Linked DNA regions of Mus musculus: region 1 is linked to region 2. A link is a contact called in ENCODE Hi-C or POLR2A ChIA-PET data. All regions are on one chromosome and are shown on one strand. Each heading gives the region's core, a stretch centred on a gene start or an enhancer-like site at or near the end of the contact. The rest is flanking DNA. Distances are from core to core; before and after follow the strand shown. Region 1 holds the start of Kncn (kinocilin). Region 2 holds the start of Rps6 (ribosomal protein S6).

Region 1 (3,972 bases), core at 1,138-3,637, about 29 Mb after region 2:
TCATCCTGGGGCTTTGTTATGTTTTCGAAAGAAAAAATTTTTTCATGGGGACCTGAGACTTACTGATTCAGATACATCAGCTGGCCAGTGAACCTCAGGGACTTGTCTGTGCCCTCCACAGCAATGCAATTATTAGTGTGTGTTGCCATGCCCAGCTTTTAGTGTTTGTTCTGGGAATCAAACGGAAGTCCTCATGCTTGCACAACAAGAGCTTTACTGACTGAGCCATCTCCCCAGTGCCACTACAGTGCCAAACAGAACGTCTAAATTTGAATTTGGACACTGGGTTTTAAAGATGAGAATGTTCTTGAATCTGGCTTGAGGTACAGTTCCTAGGAGAGGTGCCTGATGTAAGACAGAGCAAGTGGTGAAGGCCAGCCCAGCCCCAGGGCATCTGTCTTGATGACAGTGTGGGAGAGCCACTCGAGCTTGGGACCTGTTTAGCCCCTCCCCCACACTGTAAAGCAAGAGAAGACTATTGCTAGAGATGGGGCTTACTTGATGCCCTCTTCCCTGATGACTTAAGGTGGAGACGTAGGGCCAAGCCCAGAGCTCCATCCTATCCTTTATCCAGAAGCTTCAGCCAGGTCTCTGTAGCATAGCATTCTGCAGAGTGTGAGGCTGGTAAGCCATGCAACTGGGAGGGGGGTTGTGGAAAGAGGAGGAGCTGTGAGGTCTAGACTTGTCCAAACCCAGAAAAATTCCATCCTGAGACCAGCGGGTGCAGGACTGTTTCATCCCTGCTCTGGACCTGCATGACCTCCATGCAACCCCCATCTCTGCCACCCTTGAGGTAGTCATGAAGCCTGGTGGCCAGGCTCCAGGTTAAACTTCCTCTCACCTTATAGGGACTTGTCTAGGAAGCACCTGGAATTCCTCTTCATGCAAATGAAGCATTCTCCAGCACCTCAGCCCCAGCCAATGATGTACATTCATCCCCAAACCCCCTGCCCACTCCCTAAGGTTTATATAGCCCTTATCCCCACCCCCAGTAAAGAGTTGTTCCACTGAAAGTTGTCTCTGGAGAAGGCGTTAACCCCAACCAAGATCCTGCCTAACCCACCAGCCCCAGGTAAACTTCACTCCTGCCCAGCCCACTGCATGGATACCCAGAGGGGAGAAACAGACCAGGATCCAAAGCAGAGTTCACAGTCTCCAAAGAAAGCAGAACAAAGAAGAGGAGGGAGCCCTTCAGGCGGGATGGCAGAACAGCCCAGGCATGGTCAGGAAGGCTGCACAGGAATGGCTGTCCATGTAGGTCTTGAGGGACAAGGAGAGGTTTACTAGACAGCAAGCACCAGGCAAATGCTCAGCAGGGAGAAGGAAAAAAGAGCTTGAGGAAGGAGAAGCAGTGGAGAGAGGGGATTGTGAGGCTGATGGAGACCGAAGGCCTGGTAGTGAGAAATGAGCAATGGAAGGGAGGCCTGGGGATTCAGTGCAGGGTAATGTGGCTTTGAGAAGTGTCCCCAGGTTAGAGAAGGGAACAGGTCTGTGCTGGAGGACTGGGAATACCCTGATCCATATAGATTCAGGGAATGCAATTATTGATGAGGGTTGGAGCTAGGCTCTAGGAAAGAGGGATGGGAATCAGGACTGGACTTGTTTGTGCTACTACTGCTCAGGCTTAGTTGGGTTGGTCCTCCAAACAGGATGACCATGTCAGCCAGGCTGGCTAGAGGTCCTCAAGCTAAAAGGTCCCTACCATGTCCCAGTTTCATGACACTTCTTGCCCAGTCCCTCTGTCCAGCCCTACCCTACCCAGCTGGCTCTTCCCAGCCAGGAATTGCCAGGGTTTAGCCTTTCCTCCTACTAGAAGCTTAAATGGGGTGGTACCAATGCCTACCTGAGATAAATGGGATGTCTTAAGATCAAGGCTTAGGTTAAGAGCTCTCAGCCTTACCTAGGCCCAGCAGCTGACAGAACAGTTGGAGAAGCATGGGAGGCACCGGGAAGAGTAGACCTGGAGGACTACCCCTCCTTCCATGTTTCCAAGCAGGGCCCCAGGTGCACCGCTACGCCAAGGGGCAGAGACCAGCAGGGTCAGCCTTGAGCATGTGACTGGGGAGTCTCCTCACATCCTTACCCTCTGAGCTTCATACGAAGCCATAAGCCCAGCCTTCCTGCTCAGGAACCAACAGTGGAACCTAGGCTGCCTGCCCACTGGACCCTGGGGATGCAAACAGAAGCTCATATTGCAGGCTCATGAATAACTCATCACCTGCTTGCTGCCTGTACCTCCGAGAAACCTGTTTCCTAGGCCTGCCCCTGACCCCCGCCTTGCATTTCTTTAAACTTTAATAGGCCCAGGCTCCAAGGCAACTGAGCAGGGTCGACAGAGCTGGCAAAGTTGAGCAAGAGAACTTGGGCCCAGCTCCCTGAGATCCTAGGTGACAGCTGACAGAGGAGGACCCCATGAGGCAGACCCACGTCACTAGAACCCTGGCCAAAGTGGAAATGTGGCCAGGCAGGAACCCCCAAAGTGGTTTCTGGCCGCAGAGCCCTTCACAAAAGGAAGAGTAAACTGGGGTGTTGAGGTCAAGCTAGGCCTCCGGGCCCCTGGAAAACTGTGGGATAAGGTTGCAGATAAATCCCAGGCCCAGACCGGCCTAAAGACTTACAGCCCAAAAGTTTCCACCCTGGGTGTGGCGTCCCAACAAGGAAGCATCCATCCAAGAAGTCCAAGACTCCCAGGAGGCCTGGAAGCAGCGCCCCAGGGTAGACCTGCATGGACATCCCCATCAGCACCAGAGACTTCCGCTGCCTGCAGCTGGCCTGTGTGGCCCTCGGCCTGGTGGCCGGCAGCATCATCATCGGTGTCTCCGTGTCCAAGGCTGCTGCTGCTGTGGGTGGTATCTTCCTTGGTGCTGCTGGGCTTGGTGAGCAAACACAAGCTGAGGCAGAGGGAGGGGATTTTTCTGGGAAGCAGGGGTCTGGTGAGGTGAATAAGAGGTGAAGGGCTTGGCTGGTCAGTGGTTGGAGAGAATGAAAGCCTAAGAAGTTATAAACAGTGCAGCCTCGGCGTGCAGGAAGGAGAGCTGGCTGCGGGCTGGTTGAGTGAGTGTGCTGGGAGGGCAAGGGAAGACGGGTTGGTGTCCAACACCTTTACCTGGTGGGATCTTGCGTTTGTAGCAGGATTCATCAACCTAGATGGAATGGGGTGATAGAGTCCTGTAAAACAAGACAGCTCAGACAAGACTCTCCTCCATTGAGTCAACAGCAAGCAGCTGTCTGTCTGTCTGTCTGTCTGTCTGTCTGTCTGTCTGTCCTGGTCAGGCCCATTGATGTAGAATGCCACCTCTCACCCTACGTCCCTGTCCCAGGAGAGCCTGAAGCTCCATATCTTTAAACACTGAATGCCAGGAGCATTCAATCTGGGAGGACAGCAGGGCAGGTCCCCTCCCTGTGGCTTCCTGACCATCAGGTTTGAGTGGAGAGGAGCAGCAGTGGAGCCTAGAAGGCCACACTAGAGGTCTTGGAAGAGAGAGAGCTGGAGATGGAAGGGGAGGGGGCAGTGGGATTGGTGTTACCTGGCCCAGTTCTAGCCAAGGATGGTAAGTGACCAATCTGCTTTACCTGAGCAGAGCCTAGAGCCAAGAGCCTGCAAACCTGTGGCCTGCATAGCATGTAGCTCCTTCCCCAGATAGGTACTGAATCCCCATCCAGAGCTGAGTGCTGGGGAGACACACATACACACACACACACACACACACGCGCGCGCACACACCTCCAATTTGCACCCCCACAGTCCCTGATCCTTTGTTTCTGTGCCTCCTACATCACCTTCATAAACAAACCACCCACCCCTACCTCCTACATCTCACACCAATCAGGCCTTCCCCATCACAGCATCCTCTGTGTCCCTCCTCAGGGCTCCTCATCTTCGCCTACCCCTTCCTGAAGGCTCGGTTCAACCTGGACCACATCCTACCTGCCATAGGTGAGCATTTCCTCCCCCACAAACCCTTTGTGTAC
Region 2 (4,058 bases), core at 834-3,333:
TAAATAAGCTGGGATAGTCAAGTTCTGCTACAGGTCAGCCACTCTGTCCATGAGGGGAAATGGACCATTTTTAAACCTCTTGTCAACTGAGTTACACGTTTCCTTTAGTACCACTCTAATTAGTACATGTACAAGTCCACAGTCCTGAGTTATTTGTATCTCACATACAAGCCATGTCCTACAGACACAGTAACATCGTGTACCTGATGCTGTACTCTTCATTAATGAGTATGCTGCCTAACACATAGTATTTTTTCTTACGTTTAAGTGTTTTTCCTGACTTCCATAATCTATGTCCCAGAGGTGACAAATACGAGAGCCAGTCATCAGTAAGTCCAAAACACCAGCTTAGAACCCGGTCTCTCCAAAATCCTCTCCTGCAAGTTGTCCTCTAGCCCCTACATATACATCAAGTGCTTTAAAGGATTTTCAAATGTATTAAAATGAGAATGCCTTCGTAATCTCAGAATCCTGGCCATTCCTAACCCCAAAGCCATGAACATAAAGTCTGGTAAGCCAGACTCCGGGCTGGCAAGCAAAGCTGCAGCAGTAGCACAATACACCCCCCCCCCAAATCCATTACCTTCTTTGTTTAAGGGCTTCCTGACAACATACTGGCGGACATCATCTTCTTTGGAGAGATTAAAAAGCTTGCGGATTCTACTAGCCCTTTTAGGTCCCAACCGACGAGGCACAGTAGTGTCTGTCAGTCCAGGAATATCCTTCTCTCCTTAAAGAAACAATCAAAATAGAGACATTAAATGTTTATCACTTGGGAAACAACTTCTTGGGCCAATGCCCACTACCTAGGAGGCAGATCTCTCTCAATAAACAAGCAAGCAAGCTTCAACAAAAGCCTCACCTTTCTTTACAATGACCAAGTTGAGAACACTGAGATTAGCGTCCACAATGCATCCACGAACAGACTTGCGCTTCCTCTCTCCAGTTCTCCTTGGCCTGTAACAGGAATGCCCCTTACTCAACAGCAGGCGCACTCTGCCATGGGTCAGAACACCTTGCTTCATGGGAAAACCTTGCTTGTCATTCCCACCGCTGATCCGGACCACATAACCCTGCGTTGAACATAAAATAACAACATTTTACTAGTTCAGTTCCAACCTACTAAGTGCAGGTTCTTAACCTCTTAGGTTCAACACCCGACTAGGGAGAATAACTGAGACCAATTTCAACCACTCACGTTTTGTCTCCGTTTCCAACTAAGGTAAACTAGCCATCTCTCTCCTTTTGACTTACCCTGACTACCCCGGTTTTACTAGCATGAACATGAAAGGCTTTTTTTAAGACCCTGAATTCCGTACGGCAAGCAAGAAAGAAGCATGTCCTTTCGGCCCATTTCCCCAAACTTGGTTCTATTAATGAAACTTAACCCAAAACAGCCCTTGCGCTCGCCAAGCTGGGACATGGATGCCGGTAACAACCTTACCTTCCACTCTTCACCAAGAGCATCAGCGGCTACTTCCGTGGCCATGCGCTTCTCATAGAAGGTGCGGAGCTTGCGCTCGTCATCCACCTCGATGAGCTTCTGACAGCCGGTGGCGGGGAAGGAGATGTTCAGCTACAGTTTTAAAGGGGGACAAGAGAGAACCTTAGGGACCCAAGCCGGGCCGACAACGCAGGGCGTCCGAGGCTCGGATCCCACGCCCGGCAAAGCGCCGCATCCACGGGACATTTTACAGGAGCTCTGTGGGATGCTGAGGACGCCGGGCGACCCTCAAGACCTCCGCTAGCAGAGTGGCGAGGGCTCGAGAGCCGCAAGGCTGCCAGCCGCGAGCGGGGCTTCGGGACCGCGCGTGCCGGGCCCGGAGCCGGGCGCCGCTATGGCGCTACGTCCACCGCGGCGGCGCTGCAATCGCCCGCCATCCGCTCTCCCAGAGCGTCCCAGGGCCGCCAAAACGAGTTCCCTCCCGCCTCGGATCCTTCTCCACTTAGTGCGGGACTTATGCGAGCCTGGGACCGAGGCCGTGCCGCACGCTCGGGCTCGGGCGGCCTCACTCGGCCCTGGCCGGGGACGCCTACCTTCATCTTGACACAGCCGAGCGCCTGGGAGGCGTCACGAAAAAGAGGCCCGACTTCCGCTTAACCCAGGGCACATAGCGCTCTAAGTTCTCGCGAGAACAGCCGGCGGAAGTGACTTTAGAGGGGCGTTACTTCCGGGCGTAGATTAACTAGACTATGGAGAGGCCGGTTTGCAGCGAGCTGTCATTTTAGCTTCCTGGACCTTCCTGGTGACGGGGTCTGTCGTTTATCACCGGGGTTAGCCGCTTCCAGACTGGTCTACTGAGGAGCCGAATCTCCGTTTGCGACCCTGGTTTCTAGTAGTACCTAAAATGGGAAAGCACGACCGGAATTGTCGCCCTGGCTGTCAGGTCCCTCATCCGTACAGAAGATTTCCAATCCGGGATCTTGTCCTGATCCCAGCGATTGAGTGGCTCCTGTAGTCGCCGGACCGCAGAGGCTAAGCAGTCACGTTTACCCAGCACAGACATCTATCGTATGCCTCAGAGTCTTGAGCCTCTCTGCTTTCGCTCTTCTTCTGCCAAAATTGTCCCTTTTGTGGCTGGGCTGGGGGTGACAACTCAGATTGGAAATTGAGCCTCGGGGCTCATCACTGAGCGGCACCGTCGTTGTCAGCTCTTTTTTCAAAACACAAATTAACACCATTTCCATGCTTGTTTACTGCAGTCACACACAGTTCTGTTCAAACTCGTCTTTTGTTTTTCTGAGACTGTCTTTGTATAAAACCCTGGCTGTTCTGAAAGTCTCTATGTACATCATACCCATCTGCTCACCACTGTCACCAATTTCTGTCTCTAAAATTTTGAGTAAGTCCATCATGTGATGGAATCAAATGGAAGTTGTCTTTTTATAACTGGCTGGCTTCACTGAGTGCAGTCTTCAAGTTTATATTTTTCTTCCTTTTAAAGGCGCGTGTGTGTGTGTGTGTGTGCGCGCGCGTGCGCGCGCGCGCGATCACATTTTGTGTGTTGATTTTCTTGTTGAACATTTTTGTTGCTTTATACAATATCCTTGGAAGTATGGCTGCCTGCCTCTGCCCTCAGACATCAGAAGGGGTCTGATCCCTTTGAATTGGAGTTACAGATGGTTGTCAGCTGCCATGAAGGTTCTGGGAATTGAATGCTGGTCCTCTGGAAGCCCAGCTACTAGTCTTAACCACTGAGATGTCTCTCCAGACCCTGTGACCTATTTTTAAATTTTGGATTGTTAGACCTGCCATTGGTGATGCCTGCTTCTAACCCTGGCACTATGGAAACAGGCAGGACGGCTGTCACAAGTTCTTGCCAGCTTGGACTATATAGTAAATTCCAGGGTAGGCAGAAATACACAGTGAGAGCCTGAATCAAACATGCACACAAGTGAGAGAGGGGTTGGAGGAGCTTGCATGTGATACTGAGGTATCTGAAGGCAGGCTTTCACCTTGCAGCCCAGGCTGATGTCAAACTCCACGGTGTTGCTGGGGGATGACTCCTGATCCTGGAGCTTTCACCTCTCAAGTGCTGAGATTATCATAGGCCTGTGCCACCGCAATCTGATCTTAAAGACTGGTCCCTGTTTATTTTAGTTCTTGTATTAGGTCAGTGGTCCACTTGGAGTTTTGTTTTTTAAACCAAGTCTTACTGTGTTGCCTAGGCTGGCCTCTTGGCCTCTGTACTTGAACAGTCCTTTTACAGCCTTCCAAGTGGCTGGAACTACAACACATGCCATTGAAATCTGCACAGTGGTCATGCTCATATGTCTCTCCAACAGTAGACTCGCCTCCTCCTTTCCCATGTAGGTATGTAGTTGTTCCGGCAGTGCATGTGATGGGAGCGCTCTCCACACACTTGACCTGACCCTTTGGTTTGTTATGGCTGTCCAGTGCCAGGTCACACTAGTTTTGTTTTTGTTTTTTGAGACAGGGTTTCTCTGTTTAATCCTGGCTGTCCTGGAACTCACTCTGAAGACTAGGCTGGCCTTGAACTCAGAAATCCACCTGCCTCTCCCTCTCAAGTGCTGGGATTAAAGGCGTGTGCCACCAC

The links. Hi-C counts contacts between places; a loop is a spot of excess contacts on that map. ChIA-PET counts read pairs that join two places held with the same protein, here RNA polymerase II (POLR2A).
Region 1: POLR2A ChIA-PET joins it to region 2 with 12 read pairs in embryonic stem cell. The contact joins the promoter of Kncn here to the promoter of Rps6 in region 2. A Hi-C loop is called at or near these places in 1 of 37 maps with a recorded cell type or tissue (T-helper 17 cell). POLR2A ChIA-PET finds 5 or more read pairs at or near these places in 1 of 5 experiments (embryonic stem cell).

Annotation. Positions count from the first base shown.
Region 1 is chr4:115,882,013-115,885,984 of GRCm38, forward strand. Kncn (kinocilin) reads left to right here and starts at 2,388. Exons shown (of 4, transcript NM_001039124.4): 1 at 2,388-2,876; 2 at 3,869-3,937. The coding sequence starts at 2,726.
Region 2 is chr4:86,855,284-86,859,341 of GRCm38, forward strand. Rps6 (ribosomal protein S6) reads right to left here and starts at 2,084. Exons shown (of 5, transcript NM_009096.3): 1 at 2,038-2,084; 2 at 1,445-1,576; 3 at 863-1,073; 4 at 584-730. The coding sequence starts at 2,043.